Regions from separate parts of the Mus musculus genome. Here region 1 is linked to region 2. The links are chromatin loops, found by intact Hi-C in ENCODE. Cell type or tissue: heart. All regions are shown on one strand. Each heading gives the region's core, and the rest is flanking DNA. Links, peaks and the distances in the headings are about the cores only.

Evidence for each region. Peaks named below come from ENCODE experiments on the same cell type or tissue, not always from the same donor. Only the 100,000 strongest peaks of a DNase experiment are listed, where the experiment ranks them.
Region 1: a loop joins it to region 2, with 4 times the contacts of the local background. A loop is called at or near these places in 25 of 42 quality-filtered maps.

Annotation. Positions count from the first base shown.
Region 1 is chr16:72,658,183-72,669,789 of GRCm38, reverse strand. It overlaps Robo1 (roundabout guidance receptor 1), which reads right to left and starts at 6,641. Exons shown (of 29, transcript NM_019413.2): 1 at 5,596-6,641. The coding sequence starts at 5,650. Gm29908 (a long non-coding RNA gene) reads left to right here and starts at 6,724. Exons shown (of 3, transcript XR_384961.4): 1 at 6,724-6,802; 2 at 10,289-10,349. In heart, for the core only: a CTCF peak has its summit at 6,097 (motif pointing left); DNase peaks (open chromatin) are centred at 6,259 and 6,559; H3K4me3 peaks cover 3,529 bases; H3K27ac peaks cover 2,378 bases.
Region 2 is chr16:72,973,390-72,984,996 of GRCm38, reverse strand. Robo1 (roundabout guidance receptor 1) reads right to left here. Exons shown (of 29, transcript NM_019413.2): 13 at 7,190-7,311; 14 at 6,206-6,437; 15 at 5,031-5,152; 16 at 1,117-1,288. Among named protein-coding and RNA genes, the nearest start is that of Gm52247, 20 kb to the right of the region's middle. In heart, for the core only: a CTCF peak has its summit at 4,940 (motif pointing right); no DNase peak of the experiment used is centred there.

The sequences.
Region 1 (11,607 bases), core at 1,382-9,381, 310 kb after region 2:
AGTCTGTGATTCAGACACTCCTAGAAGTCATCGCAATGTTCCCCAACTCACCCTGGAATTTGAACGCCATCTCATTTTAAAATCATTTCCTTCTGTCACTTTACTCACCTCCCCTAAGCAGAGGTATGCTGCCCCAGACAACTACAACGTCAGTGTTTGCGCCTTGGCACATATGAAGCAGTCAAGATTCCAAAGCATGAGTAAAGGCAGGATGAAGGAAAGCCTTTCTCTGCATTAAAGCTGGGAACGGGCTTCTACTGCTTTTACTTTCGTAAAATGTAAAAAAAAAAAAAAAAAAAAAAAAAAGATCTAATTCTTCACACTGTTGCTAAACACAGGGCACAAACACTGGTAGCAGATTTTCAGAAATCCATACTCCTCCCACGTTGATTCCCTGGTTGGGTGTGGTCAAGGAACATAGATGGGACCCACTTAGAATGGTGTGTGTCTGGATTAATATATGGTAGCTGGGGATTAGACCCAAGGCCTTGCACAAGATAGGTCTTCACCCTACCACTAAGCTTGGTCCCCACCTTACACTTTTCTGACTTATTTAAGGGCCAGATACTGTGACCCAGGCCTTAATCTTAGCACTTGATCTCTGTGAATTGCAGCTAACTTGGGCTCCTCAATGAGACCCCATATCAAGCAAACAAAATAAACAAGCAAAGAAACAAAACAAAAGAACAAAAGAACAACAGCAACAACAACAACAACAAAAAACCACTCAAAATTACAGATCTCATCCTCTACTAAATTTCTCTAAACTTAGATTTCTATTTTCTTTTCTCTTTGCCTTTTCTTATCCCCAAATTTACATATTATGTAATTACCTTAGGCCTAACTTTGATTTCCTTATAATTCCCAACTTAAAAAAAAAATCAAGTTACCAGTGTGGTTTACATCTGTGATAAGAACTGAAAAAAATTTTTTAAAGCAATTAAGGTCTAAGAACATGATCTGGCATGCTTTTGCTTGTAGGCATAAGGACTTAACTCAAATCCCTAGCACCCACACAAAATGCAAGGCAGGGCCTGTAACCCCAGCACTGAGGGTAGCCTAGACAGGGCTCACAGGGTTTGCTGGCTGACAACCTCGCTCCACATTCAATGAGAGAACCTGCCTCAAAGGAAGAAGGCAGAAAGAAATGGAATAGGTGACTTGATGTCCCCCCACCCCAGACAACATGTGTACAATACACATACACAAGCATAGGCCACAATCACACACGAAAATAAATGTGGGAAATTGACATAAATTGACATAAATCTTGCGCTAGCATCTTTTATGAGCACAGAAGTTAACATCCGAAGCCTCGGACACTTAGGACCTTTATTAAATAAAGTTTTCCTAAATTTCCTTCCAACCCCGTTCCTGAGTCCCAGCTATTTTCCATTATAAACATTGTTACAGCTGAAATCTGCTCACTCTACAAAATAAGTAAAGAACTGTCACTGGGAGCTGAAATGGAGCGTTTTATACCACTTTGACATGGGAGCATTTCACTCGTCATAGTAAAACGTAAGAAAAACATCTTCAGGTAAACGGTCTCTTTTTACACCGGCTCAACCACAAATCTTATGTGTTACAGAACCTATCTGGGGAATAGAGATGTTTCAAAGACATAAAATTATTTAAGTATTTATATCTACAATCCATAAGGTTGGATTTTCAACATAAGGTTGGATTCCAATGCTAGGTTTGTATGTTTAAAAATTAAAAAATAATAATATGAGCCAGCAAGCTAAGCCCGACAACAGGAAGATGACACCCCCATCCCCCGGGACCCATGTACAAAGGTTGGATTTGGTAGTTCATCTGTAATCCTAGGACTCATATGGTGAGTTTGGGAGGCAGAGGCAGGAGGCTCCCACAGATGCTTGCAGCCAGTTAGTGTACAGCACACCACAATGCATGAGAAGCAAGGGACACGATGCATCAAAGGGAAAGCAGGGGAGAACCAACTCCAGAGAGTTGTCCCCTGACTTCCAAGTGCACACCATGACAGCTGAACAGTATCTCGCACATGCATGAGAACAGTATCTATCGCACGCGCGCGCGCACACACACACACACACACACACACACACACACACACACACACACACAAACAGAGGAACAGAGGCCCACATAATAATGATATATCTTAAAATTTTTTTAAAAAAATAATCACCATGGGTTGAAGTAACCAAAACTCATGTAAGGAGGGGCAGTGAGGGAAGAATGAGAGAGTAGGAAGGGGAAGGGGAGATAGAACAGGGAAGAGAGAACCTGTCTCAAACAGTGAACTGTGTTCCACATGATATGGAGAGAAACATAACCTTCCCAGGGAAGGAGAAAGCAGTGGGCAACTGTCACATCACTTGAAATTCAGATCTCACCCTAAGCTTGATAGGAAATTCAATCATTTCTTCACTGAAAGAAAGTTTGAGCCAAGGGCTTCAGAAGAAGATGTCTGTGACAGAACATGCGACTCGTTCCTGAGAGACTTCACAGTTTTGTTTTGCTCTTAGGGTAGCTACTGCTCCTCGCCTCACACCCACAGACAAGAACACGGATATAACAAGTGCTTAGATAAATTTACCTTAAAAACAAATTGCCAAAGAAATGCCCACTTTACCCCCAAATTTTAGCTTCACAGAAGAAAAGTCTCATGTTTTTAGATCACTAAGTTTTTTTCTTTTCTTTTCTTTTTTTTTTTTTGTTTTAAGGCTAGAAAAGCAAACACTCTCCACCTTAGTACTTAATGCTCAATACGCCATCAAAACACCAAAATGGAGTTTATAGTCTCTTTGAAGATAACTGTAGACTTTGTTAAATTGGCAGCCAGTATTAAAAACAAAAAGGGGAGAAAAAAAGAACTGACAATCAATAGATGCTTTTACAGGTTAAATCTTGTCGAAGGCGCCTTATCCCCTTGGTACACTTTGATTTATTTAAGCTCACCACATTTCTCTTAAATACACTCCATTAACAAGTGATAGACTGTGATCTAGGGCTGGAGGCAAAACACGAAACACAATCTTTCAAGAACTTCATTCATTCCTTTACCAGGTGTCTTGCCCACACCCAGGTTACGAGTCACTTACCTAACTTTGCTATATTTTTTCTTCTTTTTCTCCAAATCAATGGAGGTGTTTTACAACAGCCCAGAGTCATGGGGTCGCCCTAGAAGTCCAATGGTTTGGCCTCATATCTGGACTTAAAATAGCATCCATGAGTAAAAGGTAGGCAGGAAATATAAAAGTTGCTGGTTACGGCTAGAAGAGACAGCTCAGCAGTTAAGAGCACTGACTGCTCTTCCAGAGGACCTGAGTTCAATTCCCAGCAACCACATGGTGGCTCACAGCCATCTGTAATGGTATCTGATGCCCTCTTTTGGTGTGTCTGAAGACAGAATATACTCATAGACAAAATAAATAAATAAATAAATCTTTTTTTTTTTTTTTTTTAAGCTACAGGTTAAACGGGAGTGGGGAGGTAACAGCTACATGGGCCCTTCTGGCCTAGGACTTGGCAAAGCAACCTGAGAGCTGCAAAAACCAACGGCTCCCACTGAAAGTTTGTGAAGGAGACCCCAGGAATCATGTTAGCCGTAAGATGCTAAACACACCCCTTATCTACTCAGGTTCAGATCTCTGACATTAAGTATTGACCACATTATTAAACATGAGTGAAGACTCCACGCCTCCACCCCCACCCCCCCCCACACACACACACACATATATTTCCCAAGTGAAGACGGGGTTTGAAGGCTGACGGGACCAGCTTGCTGTGAAACCCTATTAGGGTGACCCTATCTTTAATCTACAGCCATGATAAAATGTCCCAACATACACAAACTCAGCTCCCACAGTGACTAATGACCATTAATCCCCCTATCTTCAGGAATCTGCCCCTCCACCCATCCATCACTATGACACCTCCCTTTACACCAGTGAACAAACTTTCACAGAGAAAGGGGAACCAACAAAAAAATCTCAAAGGTATCTGAGGCTGTAAATTAAACTAAGGGGAGACAGAGGAAAGAGAGCGAGGGAGCGAGATAGATCAGATCTTCGCAGATCTTCGTGGTTTTTTGATTTGCATCCATGGCTGAGAGTAGAGGGTGGGGAACTGTTCCATCATCTAGATATGCAAACTGAGAAGAAAGGCTGCCACACAGAAAGGGGAAGTTGGATGTGGGGGACAGGGCCCCAAAAGAGTTAGTTTAATCTTCTCATCCATCCACAGTGAGACAGATCGTCAAGGGCTGAAATTTCAATTTCTGTGTTCTTCAAAGGAGTTACAACTTACTACACTTCCTATTTAACTTAGTTCAAATGGGGCTTTTAACTTTCAGCCAAACAGCTTCTCTCGGGAGCTTACCTTCTCTTAGGCTTTTATTTACTATCATTTAGCTCTTGTGGGTCTTTTCTTTTCTTTTCTTCTTTTTCTTTTTTCTTTTTGTAGCCTCTTGGCTTAAGTAAAACCTTTGATCTAAACATAAAGAATCACTATAGACCACAAATGTTCAAACTAGCTTAAAAAATTATTTCATAATTATGCAAATCAAGTGACTCTAACTTTTAGGCCTTAATGCAACTTGAAACTGGCTTAGTATGTGGCTATAATTTCCCAAGGTGCAGTGTGTGTGTGTGTGTGTGTGTGTGTGTGTAGGACTGAAACAGGATCCATGATTGAAACCAGAATCTACCAAGAGGGAAGAAACAGAACTGGGGTCTATGGTTCAGTCATCCATAGCTGAAGATTCTTAAAGGGTACAGGGAAACTGTTTGCCAGCCCCCGCTCGGTTCCTTCTCTTGGGACAGAAGGTTTCTTAAACTGCATCTTTCCAACCCTTCATATGCAGCTGCAGAACTATTCATCTTACAAACACTAAGGGCAATCTTCTGCTCTGTCTCGCCAATGAGGACTACCAGGCAACTTACTTGCAAGCGCCTGTTTTCTTTCTAAACCCAGTCAGGCAGTGGCTAGTTTATATCCTACCACGAGAAGGAGTTATTTCCTCAAGTTTCTTCAGAATCAAATTTAATTACAGACTTTGGTTACATAAAACAACTTCTAACAACCCGTTGAGCTCAGAAACGGGGGGTGGGGGGGTGGGGCGGGACGGGGACCGGGACCAGATTTTGGATTGCTGGGGATTGAGGATCACAAGCCCCCCTCACCCCCCACCCCCACTCCGTGCCGCTTGCCCCTCCACTCCAGCACCCCCTAAGGATCCCTCAGATGGGGGATACTCATTTGACCTAATCCTAAGAGCCCAAAACAACCCGCTGCCTCTACCACCCAAGTGCTTAGACAGGCATTTGCCCAGAGTGAGCTGGGCGTGCCCTGAACTTGGCGAAAGGCCGAGGTCTACCGAGAGGTTTGGGATGGTTTCAGGAGAGTTTGGGGTGATAGGCCAGAGGGGACAACCTCAAACGCGAAACTAGAAACCTTTCCCTGTAGAAGTTCTGGAAGGGTCGAGCCCCTCTGGCCTTAGAAGGGAGAGGTCGCCAAGAGTCAATTCAGGGTTGAGGGTCCGATTCTGAAGAGTGGAGTGGGGACCAGCGAAAGAGATGAAGGGTGAAGAAGGAGGGCGCAGGTTACCTGAACAGAGACATATTAATCCAAAGAGGTAAAAGCGAGCAGGCTCCGCGATCATTGTCCTCGGGTAGGTCCTGCATACAGTCTCATGCCAAGAGAAGGGAGCAGAAGCGGAGATCTCCAAATTTATGGAAGCCACACACCATACACCCTACACACAAAGGCTTAATATAAGCAACGTGAGTCAATCCGCCAAGAGTTTGCAGGGCAGTTTCTCGTCGACCTTTCCGGAGGCTTGTCAATCCCTTTGCAAAGAAAAAGCCCAAGGTTTGTCTTCCCTAGCTCCGGGTTTCTGAAGAGGCTCAACCACTTCCAAGGCTCATCCAAGGCGAACAACAAAGAGCCTAAACCGAGGAGCAGTTGTGCGGTTTCCTGCCTCCACAGTCCTGCTGAGCCTCCCGGCGTGCGCCTCCACAGCGTGTGCCCTGGCGCCGCTGCGCGGCGATTGCAAAGTTGGGGTGTGAGAGCAAAGGAAGAGATGCACCCCAAAAAGTGCTCCTCCGTCTACCGGAGAGCCAGAGAGTAGCAGGCCACCCCCCTCTGGCGGAGATTGCAGTCAAGGTAGCGGCGGCAGCTGGGGAGAACAGTCTCTAGGTTCACGGGGTGCGCCTGGGTGACTCTGCGCACCAGGAGGGAGCGAAGGGGCGGTACGGCGACAGCGGCTGCCTGGGCGGGCCCTTGTTCCCATCACTCGCGGGATGCGGAGGGCACCGGGGACAGCAACAGGACCGCGGATGCACGAGCGCCTTCCGGGCGCCCCCAGCCCGGCACAGCACCCAGCATCGTCCCGGGTCCTGCTTCTACTGGGGCGCGTGTAACGCACCTCCGAACCAAGCTGCAGCCCAAACTTCCCGGGGTGGCTAGTCTTACTCCTTGCTCCTGGAAGCTTCGGAGAGGCTGCTCCGGGCGGCCCCGGGTTGGTGGGAAAGAGCGAGCAGGAGGAAGAGGATGCTGCCGAGGCTCGCCCGAGCTCCGCTGGGAGCTTGCAGCGTCTGAAGTTTCTGCTCTCACGCTGCCTCCTTTCGGCTCGACAGCTCGTGGGTTTCCCCCTCAGTCCCTGCTGCTCCGGGTTTCCTCCCTCTCCAGCCCGGCTCGGGAACCTTTAAAGGGGACGCTCGATCCCTGCCAGGCCCTCACTGGCGCTGCTCAGACAAGTTCTGCGTGTTAATATTTCCATCCACATGCCTGGAGCGCCCAACTGCGCCCTCAGGTGAGATTTCAACGACTCAGAAGCAGAAATCTCAACGAATAAGAACTTGTTTTGGGTCCCTTTCCATCTCAGGCTCCCCTGCACCTTTCTCCAAATGGAACCTCCCAAACCAAAGACTTCAAAATCCTCCAGGTCCCTCTTAACCTCTTCTTTACCGATTTAGGGAATTGCAGTAAACTTCCAAAGAAGTTCACTCACTACCACTATCACCACCCCCCATATTCTCTTTAAACGAGCAAACAAACAAACAAACAAACTTATTTGCTTTCTCAGCAAAGAGGCTTTAGGAAAGTGTAAATTATCTAAAATATAGTAGTGGATGGATATTCTCTTTTTATTGAATTTGCTGGCGGTCCTGTAGAAAGGAGTGAAGGCTTAGGTCTTGGAGACTTCATTATGTTTACAGGAGAGTCTAGGTAGCTTATAGATATTAGAGACTCAACAGTTAAAGAAGAGTAACAGATGGGTGGTAATACATTAATCTAAAGTTTGCAGTGATGGGCTCTTAGCATCTCAAAAACTGGGCCACCCCAAATCCGAGGGTATCAGGTACCTGTGGCCATACTAACTTTATTCTCTCTTCTGAAGAAAAAAAAAATGGGGCCTGTGGGGCTACTTCATGAGTAAGCTAATTAGGCCCGAGATGAAACATGCCTGGGATATTTGACAGACAAGTTTTCACAAATTCGTTGTTTTCTTTTTTGTTATTATTGCCTATGACACGATGAAAACCATATAATATCTGCGGAAGGCTCTACAAATTGCAGTTGTTGACACAGCTATCGCTTTTATTAATAAGTTACTCTCTTCAAAGCTATGGTCTATGACTTCAAGATGAGTACTTACTGCCTTCAACTATGGCCGGTGGCATGACGGCAGGTGAGGAGGGTTTGAATTTATTTTGTGTAGACGGTTGGACTTTTCCAGGTTTCCCTTAACTGACTGCCTGCATTGCCTACCTAAACTGCAAGTTTCAAAGAGCCATGTGCTCATTTGGGTCATGGCTTCTGTGGCCCGTGAACTCAGAGCAACTGTCTGTGAAAAGACAACCTGGTTAACAGCACCTTACCTTTGAAAAGGAAACACAATTTAATCCTGAGAAAGCTGACTGAAAACTCAGTAAACAAGCCAAAGATAAGAAGTCAAAGATTCTAACCAGAATCTTTTCAGCAGTAAAAACAAGAAACGTGCAGTAAATGTTAAGAGACATACATTGATTTGGTATCTGTGAAAAGATAGTTTGGTGAGAAACAGAGAAAATAAATTTTCCTTGGAATAAAATGAACTTTTAAGATAAGATACCCCAGGAATAGAACATAAATAAGCTTAGCATGATGAAGGAGGGGAGGAGAAAACGAAAATCTCCAATCCCCAAGTTAGTCAAGGGGATTTTAAATGAAGATTTTGAAGTTCCATCTAGTGAAGGATATATCCTCTTATTTTCTTTTATTTGTGTGTGTGAGTATGTGTGTGTGCATGTGTGAGTGTGTGCGTGCATGTGTGTGTGTGTGTGTGTGTGTGTGTGTGTGTTGGACCTCCTGTTCAGAGAGGTAGGGGCTCCTGCATGCTAAACACAGGTTCTGCCACCAGTATGAGAAAGTAGACTCTGTGCAAGAGTCCCTATTACATTGTTTCCCTAGTGTATCTCCCAGTCTTCACAATATCACTGAGATCTTTCAAGCCCTATTTCACCTTATGGCTCAATGGGAAAGTGTGCCTACTGCTTTTGCAAGATCCTAGTTCTGTTTCCAGCCTGTGATGGGCAGACAGCTGTCTAATTCCAGTTCTAGGCCATCTGATGCCCTTGCCTGATCTCCACAGGTTCCTGTATACATGTTCTGTGCATATATATATATATATATATACACACACACAAACTCAAACACATGCATACACACAAAATACAAATAACCTTTTTAAAAATGTGTCTTTTTTTAAGATTTATTTTATTTATTATATGTAAGTACACTATAACTGTCTTCAGACACCAGAAGAGGGAATCAGGTCTTGCTACAGATGGTTGTGAGCCACCATGTGGTTGCTGGGAATTGAACTCAGGACCTCTGGAAAAACAGTCTGTGCTCTTAACCTCTGAGCCATCTCTCCAGCCCCACAGATAAACATTTTTTTTAAATGTATTTCAACACCTACCACATTTCCATTGGATTGAAAGTATACCAATACTAACTTTTATTTCTCAGCTTCAGTATACTACACCATTAAACTCCTTTGTTCCAGCCTCAACGATAAAATTATCTAGGGAGACAACAGTAAGTATCCACCGGGAAAGAACTATTAGAGAATCTCATCCAGAGTGTTTTCTAAGAGTATTCTGTCAAGTATAACAGTAAAATGAACATCTAAATTAAGAGTTTGTATGCAGACGGTATTAGGGACCCATAAGAGGTGCACATGAAGGTGGAGTGATGGAAAAGGTTTCTAACTCCTTTCTTCGACCTGCCCACTCATCATCCCACTCAGGTGAATCCAAACAACCCCGGAGTGAACATCTACATGCAAATTAAAGATGCTGTCGAGGCAAGATGCAAATATAAGCCTATTCTCAGGGCCCAAAGAGCTCTGACTCTTCTTCTTACAGCAAGAATAAAACTGGCTCTAGAGAGGACTCTGCCCCAAAATGTAAAAACTGAAGAGAGCCATTGGGTCAATTGATAGCTCTGAATAGTTCCGGGGTTGGATTTATCATAGCAACTTGCCACTATCCTGACTTTGTTACTGAGCATTAAGGTACCTGAAAGACTGTCCAAAATGCTCTTAGTGTGTTCTATGAAGAATAGTGAGTATACGTGTATCATCTACATGTGAGTAGGAAACATACTCAACACAGGTCCCCTGCAACTTGGCCATGGTCATTAAAGCTGGAATGCATTCCAGATTGGCCAGGAGACAAAAAAATCAAGGTGAGAACGTGTCTTCATTTACATTCAAAAATCCAGTTCTGATCACTTCAGTGAGAATGTCTGTGGGGAGTGCCATAATGAAATCTATTACATTGTATGCTAGATTTAAAGTTGGAGGGGAAAAGAGAGAGAGAGAGAGAGAGAGAGAGAGAGAGAGAGAGAGAGAGAGAGAGAGAGAGGAAAGGGGGCAGAAAGGAAGGGCGGGAGAGAGCAGTGTGCTGTGAAGTTCCATTTGCTGAGGTTTGACCCCCAGTGAGGCTTCTGAAACTCAGGATCTCGCAGAGCCTCTTTGAGACGTTTGAAGAAACTTGAAATTAATGCATTCCGATAACAGTCTTATTGTTGGGGGGCTTTTGAGAGGCAAGATGCCAAAGCTACAGGGATTTCTCACTTCCTCTGATTTGATTTTATCTTTCCTGGAGGTGGAGAGGAGGGGGCAGTTGCAGGAATTCAGGAAATAACAAAACTCCCAGAGTCTCTCCGGGGATCCTGGAGTATTCTGACCAGGAGAAACAGAGTCCTGAGGAAACTGTAAACCAGAGCATCTGCCTTTCTTTCTTCCTAGCAAGACACCTGAGCATCAATCACGGAGCACCGGATGCACACCACAACTTCCAGCAGATCTGGTAAGGCAGTCTGGCAAGATCTCTGCAGGAAGACCCTGCTGACTACTCTAAGATACCATCCCTAAGGAAAGAGCAGCTTATTTAGCTTTTTTTTTTTTTTTACACAAAATTGCTGGGTTATCTATACACTGTTTGGTATCTAAAATACTAATCTAAAATGCATGCTTGACTATCCCCCCCTCCCAGTTTGGACACATAGTCCCATATCCCCATATCGGAGTAGAGCCATAAGTATTATTAATAAAATGGTAAACAAATTGACATTTATTTGTATGTTGAAATCTTAGGTCATATTTCACGTAGGGCATATTTCAACTGTAATGTTTTGATATGTCTCTAGCATTTATGACAGGTATGTCCTCCAAACCAGATAAGCCCTGGGAAGAGAAGACTCTTGGCATCATTCCTTTCCACTTGTCTTAAAGATTCCAGTAGCTGGGAATAGCAAATGCAACACTTTCGATGGAACTTTTCAAAGGTGGAAAAGAACCCCATTGATACCCCTAATATGGCCTCTTCTCCCCAAAGCTGTCTAAGGCCTATGGAAGAGGAGTCCAATGAGATACCATGCTGTGAAACTATTACAGTTGTGTTGCCTCTGAGCATCTCTGCCTGTTGGGACAAGGCAGAGATTCTAAAATTGGGCGCTAGGTGGTAGAACCTGAGCCCTTCCATTTCAACCGCAATGAATCTCATTAAAACTTACACCTTTAGTTTTCACAGATGGTTGGTTTTTGAAGAATGCAAATAAGAGGACACAGGAAAGTGGGCCTTAACCAAGGGAATGGTTTGCGGCACTTTACAAACATTATCTGATCTAATTCTCGCCTTGTGAGGTGCAATTACTCTCCCAATTTAAAGATGGGGTTAGGGGAGTGAAAGATTAACTCCGAGTTCAATGGCCCAGACGCCATGGGCTTATATTTGAACCCAGCTTGTTTTGAACCAGAGCACATGAGAAAAAGGAGATGCATGGTAGAATAGGCTTGGGAGACTTTGGATTGAACACATTCTGAGGTTTCTCAGTGCCTTTAACATGCAAATAACCTTTGTGAGAAAATGTGGGTCTTGGGTAAACATCACTGTGGTGTTGGGTAAGACCACTATCAGGCATGGTCCCACATCTGAAAATTGTGTCCCGATTCCTTTCAAAATTGTGGACCTTTGGCAGGAAACGGGGGTTAAAAAGAGCCATGCAGCCATCCATACTGGGCTGAAGTCACTATTATTGTACTTCTGGGTCATTCTTCATAAAGCT
Region 2 (11,607 bases), core at 1,685-9,684:
TCTAAGATGACAATATTGTTAGTACATTAAGATGGTGTGTATCTGTGAAGCAGGTAGACTTGTATTATCTGATCCTTTGTTCACAACCTAACTGTGACATAAAGTATTACATAATTAATTTCTGATTGTAAATATATAAAGTTGACTGCTTAGTTATTACCCTTAAAGATATGTCACTGTTTAAATATAAAACTATTTTCTCTTGTCTTTTAGAAACAGTAGTATTTGTTGTCTTATACTTTACTATTAATCACCTTTAAATTTATATAGTCTGCATATAAACTATATTCTGTAGGGAATGACAGTCAGGAAGGCTTCTGTGCCACAGTTTCCTTTTCATTGAGCTAATTCTCCTTAGGACAACATTGTATTTAACCTTCTAAGTTATTAGTATATAAATATTTCAAATGAAGATCTGAATTTACCTCTTGTCATAAACACCAGTTATAATTTTAAATAGAGTTTAAATGTAAATAGAGATTTCACATTGCTGTAAATTTCCAATACCTGGCTTACGTGCTCCAAAGAAGGGCTTTGATTCCTTCCCAAAATAATTCTAAAATGCAATGGTAGAAAGCCTGTGTCTTTCTTTTTCATAGATGTTTCCTTGATGCTCAATTATTAGCATTTGTTAATTAGGTTAACATTCCAAAAGACAGAGTTAGGGTGACAGTAAATATTGATCGTGGTGTATTTGAAGTAGCAATAATGTACACTTTGATGTTTTAGTTGTGAGTCATCTATAGTCATTAGCCATACACCATCAACCTACACCTTGGTCAATGATGACCCTGTGCAGAGCAATCTTCCCATAGGATGGCACTGTCGAGTGATGTCATAGATGTGTTAGTTTACGTAATTGCACTCCGTGAAGACCACACAATGACAAAAAGCACCTAACAATATATTTCTCAGAACAGATTGCCCTTGGGAAGTGATTCACAGCCGTATTCCTATAGTTCTCTTTATTTTAAATAAAGATTGCCCCGTTGCACACATCATACTGCAGATTCTACTGGACCCACAGCAATAACTGGGCAACTCAGAATAAAAGCATGCAAAACGAAAACAGCAGAGCAGACCAAGTGGGGAAATGACAAATCACGTGACGCTTACCTAACTGGATGAACTGAGGTTCGCTCTTCACCCCGGGACCCGCCCCAGTGCTCGCTGCCACCTCCACACTGTATCGGATCCCAGGAACCAGAGAGGGGATGACCACCGAGAAGGTCGAGCCATCGACTGTCTTGTTTATGTGATACTTCGTTTCATTACCGAGACACCAAACCTAGGAAGAATTAAAAAGCCAAGCTGATAACGTAGCCAAGTTATTTGCAAAGCTCAACATAGATCAAAGTTGAGTTTCAGACTTACACAGGATTCGGATCTATCGAGAATTCAATGTAGGAAACTTTACAAGTTATTTGCCTTGACCTAATTCTGAGATTATTCTAGTCACGTTGAATATCAGCAATAGCTCTTATGTTCTCTCATGTTTTTATAGGTACTTTTTTTTATTGGTTATTTTATTTATTTACATTTCAAATGTTATCCCCCGTCCCAGTTTCCCCTCTACAACCCCCATCCTATACCCCCTCCCCCTGCTTCTATGAGCGTGCTCCACCACCATATTAGGTATAATCCTTTAAGAATTTATCACATAGGGCCTGGAAGAAGTGTTGCAACAGTTAAGTAGGCTTACAGCATAATTCTAGGAATCATGAGAACCAGTCATTTGGATCTAAACGCCCATATAATTTAGCCCATAAACATCTGTAAAACCAGTTCTAAGGGATTTGATGTCCTTTTCCTGGCCGCAGTGTGCACCTGCACACATATTAGTCAATACATAAAACAAGCACACTATTTAAAAATATTTTCTCATATAAAGTGGTCACCTTGCTAGAACAAGGTTGTTTCTGTCACCAGCCCTCATCAGCCCAGAACACTGGGCTTCTGTTTACTTTTTTAACCTCGAGAAATTTTCACGAAGAAATTAAAAATTGATTCTGCAGGAAGAGTAATAATATATTCACAAAGCACAGTAATATATCTGCCATCACTTAAGAATTATACTACAAGCACAACTCCATGTGACCAGGGTCGCAAAACAAAGGTACCTGGGGCAGCTCAGAGCCTGATACTCCGGGACACAACTAATCTAAAGTGTCAGTTACACATCACTTAAGCATCAAAACCAAGAGGTAGTGTCTGACAAGGCAGGAGACCTCACAATAATAATCTACAATACTCCGTATAAATATGGTTGATACTGAAAATAACATAGTATCAAGGGGTAAGGGTCACCCTAGGGTTTATCTAGAGTATGGTATGCTGAACTATGATCAATAAGCAATATGAGCAATCCGAGCTTCCACCTAATTTAAAATAACAATTTCTGCTTCACAACACATAAGGGATTAAAAAGATTATCAATATATACACTTGGTGTTAGAATTGTCTTATAATCAAAAGGTGACTGTGTAGTTCTGAACTTGGATAGTGCTATCCGATAGGAAACTATCTGCTTAGGAAATTGGAAGTTTGGACTACCACTCCAAGCCTCACTTTAAGTTTCATTAAAAGATTAATCATGGAGCGATAACCCTGAATCACCTACACATGGGGGATGCTGATATTTTTATTGCTCCTACAAAGAAGTCGTATTTAGAATAGTGAATAACGCTCTGGGTTCTAGGAAATACCCTCCTCTCTAGCAGTAGGAAGGATTAGCTAGGCTGAGCTGTTATGAGAAGCCACTCACAAGCAGTCTGAGAGGCCAGACTCCTCCATCCCTTGTCCAATAACATTCACCGTTTTTCTTTGAAAGTTCTATTACCGCAATACGGTTTCAGCGCACAATGCCCACAAATGGTGAGACATTCTATCCAGACCTGACCATTGGAAATAGACTCCTTTGTGAATTTTTTTTTCCCACCAATTACATTACACAGCTGAACCGAAGCCACAAACTGATTTTGTACCAGTCAATCAGGTTCTGAAAGGCATTTTATTATTTTAAATGGACCATGAAGTTAAGTGAAATCCATCCTTTCAGATTTCTCGAGGAGAGAAATGAGTTCTGACTCTTGGGGGGAAAATGTCTACGTTACACAATTTTCCTTGAGAGCCAAGACAACATCACATTTTAGATTCTTTCACAAACTCTTTTACAACAGTCTGTTTCGTGGGGCTGAAATACAGTGTCCTGTAACACACTCGTACTGAAATAACCTTAGAGGCCGCAAGAAAGCATTTAAAAGGATGGCCATTTTTATCTTTTAATGACACAGTTACAATCAAAATTCTATTTGAAATGCTTTAAGACAACTGTAATGTATTTACAGTGATCTTTAAAAATACTTTGCTTGCTTCTTGTGGTGTGTGTGTGTGTAGGCCTGAGTTTGACATTTGTGACTTTTTTGTCACACTTTGTGGTACAGTGTTTCTTACTAAAACTGGAGCTCTAGTGGTGGGCTTACAGGCATGGGACACTCTTCCCTTTTGCCAATGGTTTCTGGGGGAACAAACTCAGGTCTTTCTTTCATGATGTAGGCACTTTACTGATGGAGCCATCTCTCCAGCTCCACTAAATCCTTTGTGTGTGTCTGATCCGCTTGTCCCTACCTCCTAAGAGCAGGCATTGCAGGTCTCACCAGTTCAGCTTTACCAAGTTGTTATTCAAAAAATTTATGTTTCAAGCCAGCAAGATGAAGGGGAAAAATGAAATCTTGGGGATTGTCCTCTTACTTTTCCTCATTCACCGTGATGCACGCACTGGAGACAGCAAATGTGTCCACCTTCCTAAGCACAGGTTCATATTCACAGATGCATATCCAGATGTATCCACCTTAGATACGAACCTATGCCACAGTACTAGCTAATAAGCAGAAAATCATGCAGGGCATCATAGGAATTGATAAGTACTAAGTAATAACAGTGATAGTAAGCAATATTAAGTAATATACATATAATTATATATAAATTAAATTAATATATGAATTTAATTATATTAATTAAATTATATTTAAAATATGTTTATGTATAACATATATCTAAAAACCTGAGTTAGAATATATATATATATATATAAAACTATAAGTTACAGTTAAAGTTTGGTTTCAGGAATGTTGTTGACAAGCACACCTTTATTTTCAATTGCAATTAAATCTGTCAGCTACTAGTAGTTCACCACTGCACGAGAGTAGAGATTTCATCCCTTGCTACAACAGATTCATTTCTAGGCTAAGCTTACACTCTTTTAGTAAATCTGAAGTGCCTGACTTTTTTATTTTGTTTAGAATGAGTCCTCACAAAAACTATCCATATTCGCGAGCAGTGATATTATTACTTCACAGGACAAGTAATCCAGAGTCCCTGGAGAGAATCACGTGAGAATGTCTCACGCGTATTAGACATGTACAGCAAACAAGATTTATAGACAAATCTCTGAGATTTGATTTCGTTTAGAGTCTAAAAACTCATCACAGAAGAGAGAAATCCACCTATAGAAAAACCAACTTTCCAACCTAATTGCAAGGTTCTACATTTTACAGATGTCAAGAGAAAAAAGAAAATCTTTCTTTCTCTCTCTCTCTCTCTCTCTCTCTCTCTCTCTCTCTCTCTCTCTCCCTCCCTCCCTCCCTCCCTCCCTCCCTCCCTCCCTCTCTCTCTCTTTTTTTCTTTCTTTCTTTCAATGTTAAACAGCATATGCGTATGTTCCCTAGATTAACTCAACTCTGAGTGATATAATTATGACACGATTTGGGGAGAAAAAAGATTATAAATATTTAAAATCTCTATTTCTAAGTGATTATACCAACAAATATTAACGGAGCACTTATTTTTTCTTTCCAAATAGTTTTTCTAGTATAGACAATTACTCCAAAATCAGTATGCATAGAATTTAGGAAGTAAAATTCGGCAGTTTGACCAGCAGATGGCGACAAAGACCCATCGACAATGTATCCAGGCTCCTCTGTGAGAGGTGAGGGCTTCCTGTCCATGAATTTACTGAGCTTATTTCTTACCTTATATTCTTGGACCATTCCATTTTGTGTGTCTTCAGGAGGCGGTTGCCAAGTGACCAGGATTGCAGTCCCATTTCCATCATTCTTGGATACAGTTACACTTCGGGGAGGGGCACTTGGTGCTATTAAATTGTCATAAAAAGTAGATTGTAAGAGTGTGTATCACATAGAAAGCACACAGTATTTTAAGGCACACGGGTAAATATACAGATGTTGCATGTTTTAAATATGGGTACCACCCAATGCTAAAGGGCTCCAAACTACAAGAATTCTCCAAGTCACACTAAATCACTCATACTGTGAATTTCTCATGACCAATTACAACCAGAGCACACAGCAGCTCAGCACAGGGCAGTGGGGTGATCTGCAAGCCAATGTGTTGCCTTGGCAAGCTGGACCACGTGACTTATATCCCTGGATCCTAAGGTGGAAGGAAAATAATATTCTCTCTGTGCCTATACCTGCACACATGCACACATATGCACACCAGTAATACAATTTTTTTAAAAAGTTAAAAACACCCCTAAGAAAACATCTGTTCTGTTTGGCCTGTATCTCATACTTTCTCCTTAAATTGTACAAAGTTAAGGAAAAAGAATGGTAATCTTTTTACATCTAATTATAGCGTATCATGTATAGAGTAAGTTACAATTAAGAGGAATGTCTGCTTTCCCTTTGCTTGTTGGTTTGTTTTAAAGTGCTCCGTGGCATGGAACTATACTTACGTGAATGCTGTTTTTTAGTTTTTGGTTATAGGGTGGGGAATCCTGGTTTGCCAAGAACTAAGGGATTTCCTAGTATGAGGCACCCTCTGGAAAGTCCGGGCAAACCCAGATATTACTCACATTCTCTCCACACCATTAACATAAGCTCCAGTGAATAAAAAAAAGCAAGCGAATCCGGAACAACTCTATCTCTGAATATGAATTTTAGTAATGCCATTAACATCTCCGCACACACGTTCTGCAAGGCACGACTAAAGCAAGTCACTTACGTTTACCAGAGCATTTTGTCCTTCTACGTGGTGTAAGTAAACACACTCCCATACCAAAACATTTTAATATTACATGGGTTAGTGATGACTGTCACCATTCATGGCCAAACAACTTCCATTAATTTAAAAGCCCAGGAAACATTTTTCATGTGTGCAGGGAGGCCCACTTCATCGTACTTGCCTTCTTCTAAGGTTTTGGCAAATTTGATTTCACTGTCTGCTCCTTGAAACTCATTAAAAAATGGGCGAGCCTTAATCTCGTAGTTGACGCCTTTTCTGAGATCGGGGATCACCACGCTGTTTTTCGTTGGCGTCCTCACTTCAAAAACTAACCACTCCGATTCACCATGGCTGGCTCCAGATGGGCGGTAGAGAATTTTATAGCCTTGAATATATTGAGATTGTTGGTCCACCTATTACAATGACGAATAAAAAAGGAGTTAGTCCCACTGTTTGGACTGTCTCACTGCAAGGAATAGAAAGAAACACAGCCTAACAAATATCATAGAACCCCACGGGACTCCTCTGGTGCGGATTTCTAGTGCATAGCTCTAAGGTGCCATTAACGTCTACGGTGTCACCATTCTGTGTCTTCATACTCGGAGGCACAGAAACAGGAGACTTCATTATGGCTGGCACATTATATAAGTGACATGGGCATCTTACGGAAGGTGTTCTTCTTCCATTTAGGCTTTGAAAACCCAAGACTGTGAAGTTGGGAATGGATGGGACGGTGGGAGTGTATCTGGGAAGTGTTAGCAGAAGGGGTAGGGGGTAAATGTGACCAAAATACACTGTACATATATCTAAAATTATCAAAGAATTAATAAAAATTATGTAAAAACTCCACTTGACACTACCTGGGAGTATTTCTGTTTTAAAAAAAGTATGTGTGCTAATGTGCATGTCACATGTCATTGTATTCAAACACTTTATGATTTAATATATATACATAATACATACATATATATTGAATATATATAATATGTATGGCTTCTTTAGCTTGTTTAGTAATCAAGTACAGTTGCTAGATTAAGCAAAGTTTGCATAATAAAATTAACATTGGTGTGGAAGTGAAGAACACCTATGTAAACTCCTTATGTATGATAATCTCACAGAGATCCCCTGATTATTAAAAATGATTACAAACATTAGCACAACTCACCGTCCAGTGCACTTCGACTGAGGAGGAAGAAAGGATGGTCGGGTTGTGCAGATGTAAGACAACATTCCCCAGTTCTCTTTGGACCTGCTTGTGGTCCACCCCTTGGCTGGTTGGTGGGACATCTGTAATAATTCAAAGAACACACAACTCAAGTCTGGCCCCATTCGCTGCTAACTGCATGAAAGGCAACTCTCAGAAGAGAAGAATGCGTGGAACCGTGAAGGCAGCCTGAATACAATTAAAAAAAATATGCCCACCTTTGTATGTGTGCGTGTGTGTATGTGCGCTTATGTGCATGTGTGCGTAGGGGTGTGCGCATGCACATGTGCGTATATCTGCAGGGCCAGGGGAGGGCATCAGGTGCTCTGATTTATCACTCTCTGCCTTATTCCCTTGACATGGCATCTCAGCCTGGAGCTAGGTTGACAGTCTGAAAACTCATCAGCGATCCTCACTTCTCCGACCATTCCCCATAACCACAGGACTGTGTGGTCACGGTTGGCCTTTTTATGTGGACGCTGGGACTCAAACGTACAGCCTCATGCTTTCAGGGCGAGGGCTCTTAGCTATCTCTCCATCCATAACGGCTTAACCTTTTCATCGGGATCAGATGAAGAGAAACAGAAGGGGGGAGGGGAGAGGCAGAACACGTAGGAAGCCCATGAAAGCCGAGAAGGGCAAGAGGCAAAGATAACAGTGGCAAACAGTAATTTTTAAGAGAGCCTCATACCATGTAATGATCATTACACTGCTGAGCCTTAGGGCATGGGGCTGACTCTGAGTTTGATTCAGCCCTCTGTCCGGATCCTAACCATTCAAGGAAGAAAGGGGCAACGAATTGCAGCTGAGCCCATGGGGGAATGCAAAGCTTGCAGACAGTCAGGGGAAACTGAGCGTGGAAGGCAGCTGAGCGCACATCTCCTAGGAGAGACCTGGGTCTCTTCCCAACTATCTTCCCAGCGGATGGCACAGACACGCTGCACAGGGAAAGCCACAGAAGCTATGGTGAAGGTCTGATACCGCAAGTCTGGTTAGGTGCGAGACAAGCGCACTTACCACCATTTTCATTGACAACGGTTTAGCTTACTATATTGTATGGGAGATTTAATAATGGGTTTGCAGTCTCGTAAATACTAAAATGTTTCAGAGGAGACGAACAGCACAGTAAGAAGTGAACAGCCAATAGGGTCCAATGTTGTACTATTGGAGCGGGGGTGTCACGGAACTGTTTACTAAATTTATTTAACTCTACTCAGAAAAACTGCCTATTGCGAAAGAGGCCTTCTTATGTACAGATGTGTTTCTGTTTCAAACAGTAAAAGAAAATGCACTGTAAAGAACAATAAAATATTAAGATTTGAAAGGGACTATGGAACTAATTAATAGACTATTATATTTTGACATATGCAGTTTAGATGTTACAACCTAAAAAAAAAAAACAACAATAAAAAACCAACCAACCAACCAAACAAACAAACAGACAAAAAAACCCCAAACCAATACCAAACCAAAATGGAAAAAAAAAATCGAAAGTTTGCTAAATGATCAAATACCCCTGTCCCAGGATAGGAAAAAAGAAAAACCATGAATATTTAAAAAATAAAATTTGTGGAATTCAGAGAACCAAGATGAATGGAAGAAAGGATAGAAGGCTCAATCACTATTAAACATTTGTGCCACCTGGATGTCTGCATGCCCCACCTAAAAATTAAGTTTATAAATAAGGAAAATGGTGGGACACGATGGCACACACCTTTAATCCTAGCACTTGGAAGGCAGAGACAGGTGGATCTCTGTGAACCTGAGGCCAGTCTGGTCTTCATACTGAGTTCAGGACAGCCAAAGCTACACAGTGAGTCCCTTTCTGAGAACAAGCAAAACAAAACAGAACCAAACCAAAAATAAAGAAATGAGCAAGATCATAAAAAAATAACGACACTAGGATAACTCCTGACCCCGCCCTTTCCCCATTTCCCTATACCGTCATCCCAGTGCTGACTTATACCAAGCAGACAGTGCTAGGGAGAAAACATCCAGTCATTACAAGGCCATCTCAGGCACTTTATCTTTTCTCTCTGTTCTCTCCATGGCTGCTCTGCTAAAACACCAACTTCAAGGAGAGAGGGAAGCAGATGGAACAGGAAAAGAGAAATAAACCCTGGAGCAGTCTGAGTGCCTTCCCCTAGGGAAACCACAGCTCACATGACTTGGGGAAGACAGCACCCTCCCATCAGCCCAATCCAGGGCCTTATGCACACTAGGCAAGAACTCTATTACGTGTCTGAGTTGTCACACGGATGCCAAGGACTGGGCTCAGGCTCTCAAACTTGAGTGGCACACTCTTATATAGTGCTCTTTCTCTCCAGGCCCATACTGGTATTCCTGATGAATCCTATGTAATATTCCATATGTGTTCATTTCCATTAAAAGTTAAGGCTCAAGAATTGCTCAAGGATAGGGCCTACAGAGTCAGAATGGCATTGCGTGCCGACAAAACCCACACAACCTCTATCTGACAGCCACACAGCTGATATTCCTCGCAGAACCAAATGTTGCCAGGTTCATTGCCAGGTTTGTGCTATTGTCACGTAAGATGGTAAGAAAGGGATCTCATAGTCTTTATGTGTTTGTTTGTTTGTTTGTTTGGTTGGTTGGTTTTGGTTTTGCCTTAGGCATATCAAGATTCTTGAATTTCTTTTATTAGGATTGATTTTTCAGTCATTCATTCACCACGTGTTGTCACTGGTCTCCTCTGAGCAGACTAAGGAGTCAGGGCTGGGGTTAGAGCTCTTGGGTAAGGTATGATCTTGTGACTATGAGAGCCTGGGTTTGATTCACAGGTACAGTTCCAACCCAAATAAAACAGAATTTTAAGAGTCAACCTGCAAAGGTGGTGCTCACATCCAGGGCATTACGTAATTCATGGTCTGACCAGTTCAAAATACAGGGGGAAAGATGACTTGATTCTGACATATTGCTGAAAAATCCCAGTAAGGGTGAACTTTGTTCAATTGGCAAGCACACCATTCAATGAACACAGACAGATCTCAGAGTTGGTTTCAACTGGAGTCTGCGCACTTCACTGAACCCCAACGAACACCCCCTCCTTAAGCCAATCCACTCATCCCAGCCTTTTATAGCAATTTTTTTCAGACCATAATTCAAGTACCAGATTTTTTAATTTGCTCTATTAATTTTAATCTTGTTAGTGCTGGCTCATCATTCCGAGATGTCAGGATATATTTAATTGATCCTCTCATTTGGCTTCATTTGCTAATTTTTGTAGTGTTATGATAGCTGAATTTTCTATGAGCCTTCTTGATTCTTAGTTTAGACGCTGAAAGAAACACATGTTTGCTATGACTTAGGAAAAGTCATAATAATATTAATTGTTGTTAATAATTAGTAACAATCCTTGTCAACTCTAGGGAAGGGAGTTTAGTTAGCCCCATCTCATACTCGAGGAGATAGGATATTTAGGACTGATCAACTTGCTAAGCACCACATGGCTAGACTGAGGAGATGACAGGAAAATATCCTTTATTTCAAAATGGTATGTATATTTCTCTAGATAGTCTCCTGGTTGACATAGATTCATTTTCTTATACTGTTTTACTAACTATGCATCTGAAGGAGGCTGTTTTAGCCCAAAGAAAAGGAAAAACTATCTTCATAAAACATATGAACAACATTATCATTTGCAAATGAGACTAGCATTAAGTCGGTCAACAACACTGGCATTTAGATTCCACTGGACAGAGACAGAGGGTAGGTAGGTAGAAACTTCTACTTGGGGAGGGAAGTTTAAATTCAGTTAGAAGCTGCTGTAGTTTCTACATTCTTTACAAATGCATATCTGATATGGCAAACCTCACACTGCCTCGAGGCAGGCTCCAAGTCTATTAGAGCTCCTGAGCAGGTGACTCACACTAGCAAATACAGGCATCTGGGTGTGTTGAATTCAGTACACAAGGAACAGACATGGGTGTGTTCCGAGCCTCGGCTTTACTCTCTCCGTGATTTCAAAAGCAAAGAGTGCTCCCCAAACGACTATCTAGATGGACTCCAGGAGCTTATGAAACACTACTGTCCTCTGCTCGCCCATACAAAGAAGAAAATTGTTGAAGTCTTTCAGGCGCTCTGTGTGTAACTTGTTTCTCGCATTATAACTACTCCATGCTTTTTTTTTCTCTGGAAATGTTAACTCGGAGATAATGCTCTTGTGTGTGGGGAGACAATTTTACATTCCTAACCACCTCTAGAGTCACTCTTGCTAAGATAAAAGCAAGTGTATTTTAATTATAATGATATTAGGTTTAAAGAAAAGTTAAAGATGGATTCCAATAAGTATAACTTTTCCTTCAAGGAGAATACGAAAATAGCATTTTCCTTCAAGGAGAATATTAAAATAATAGAAA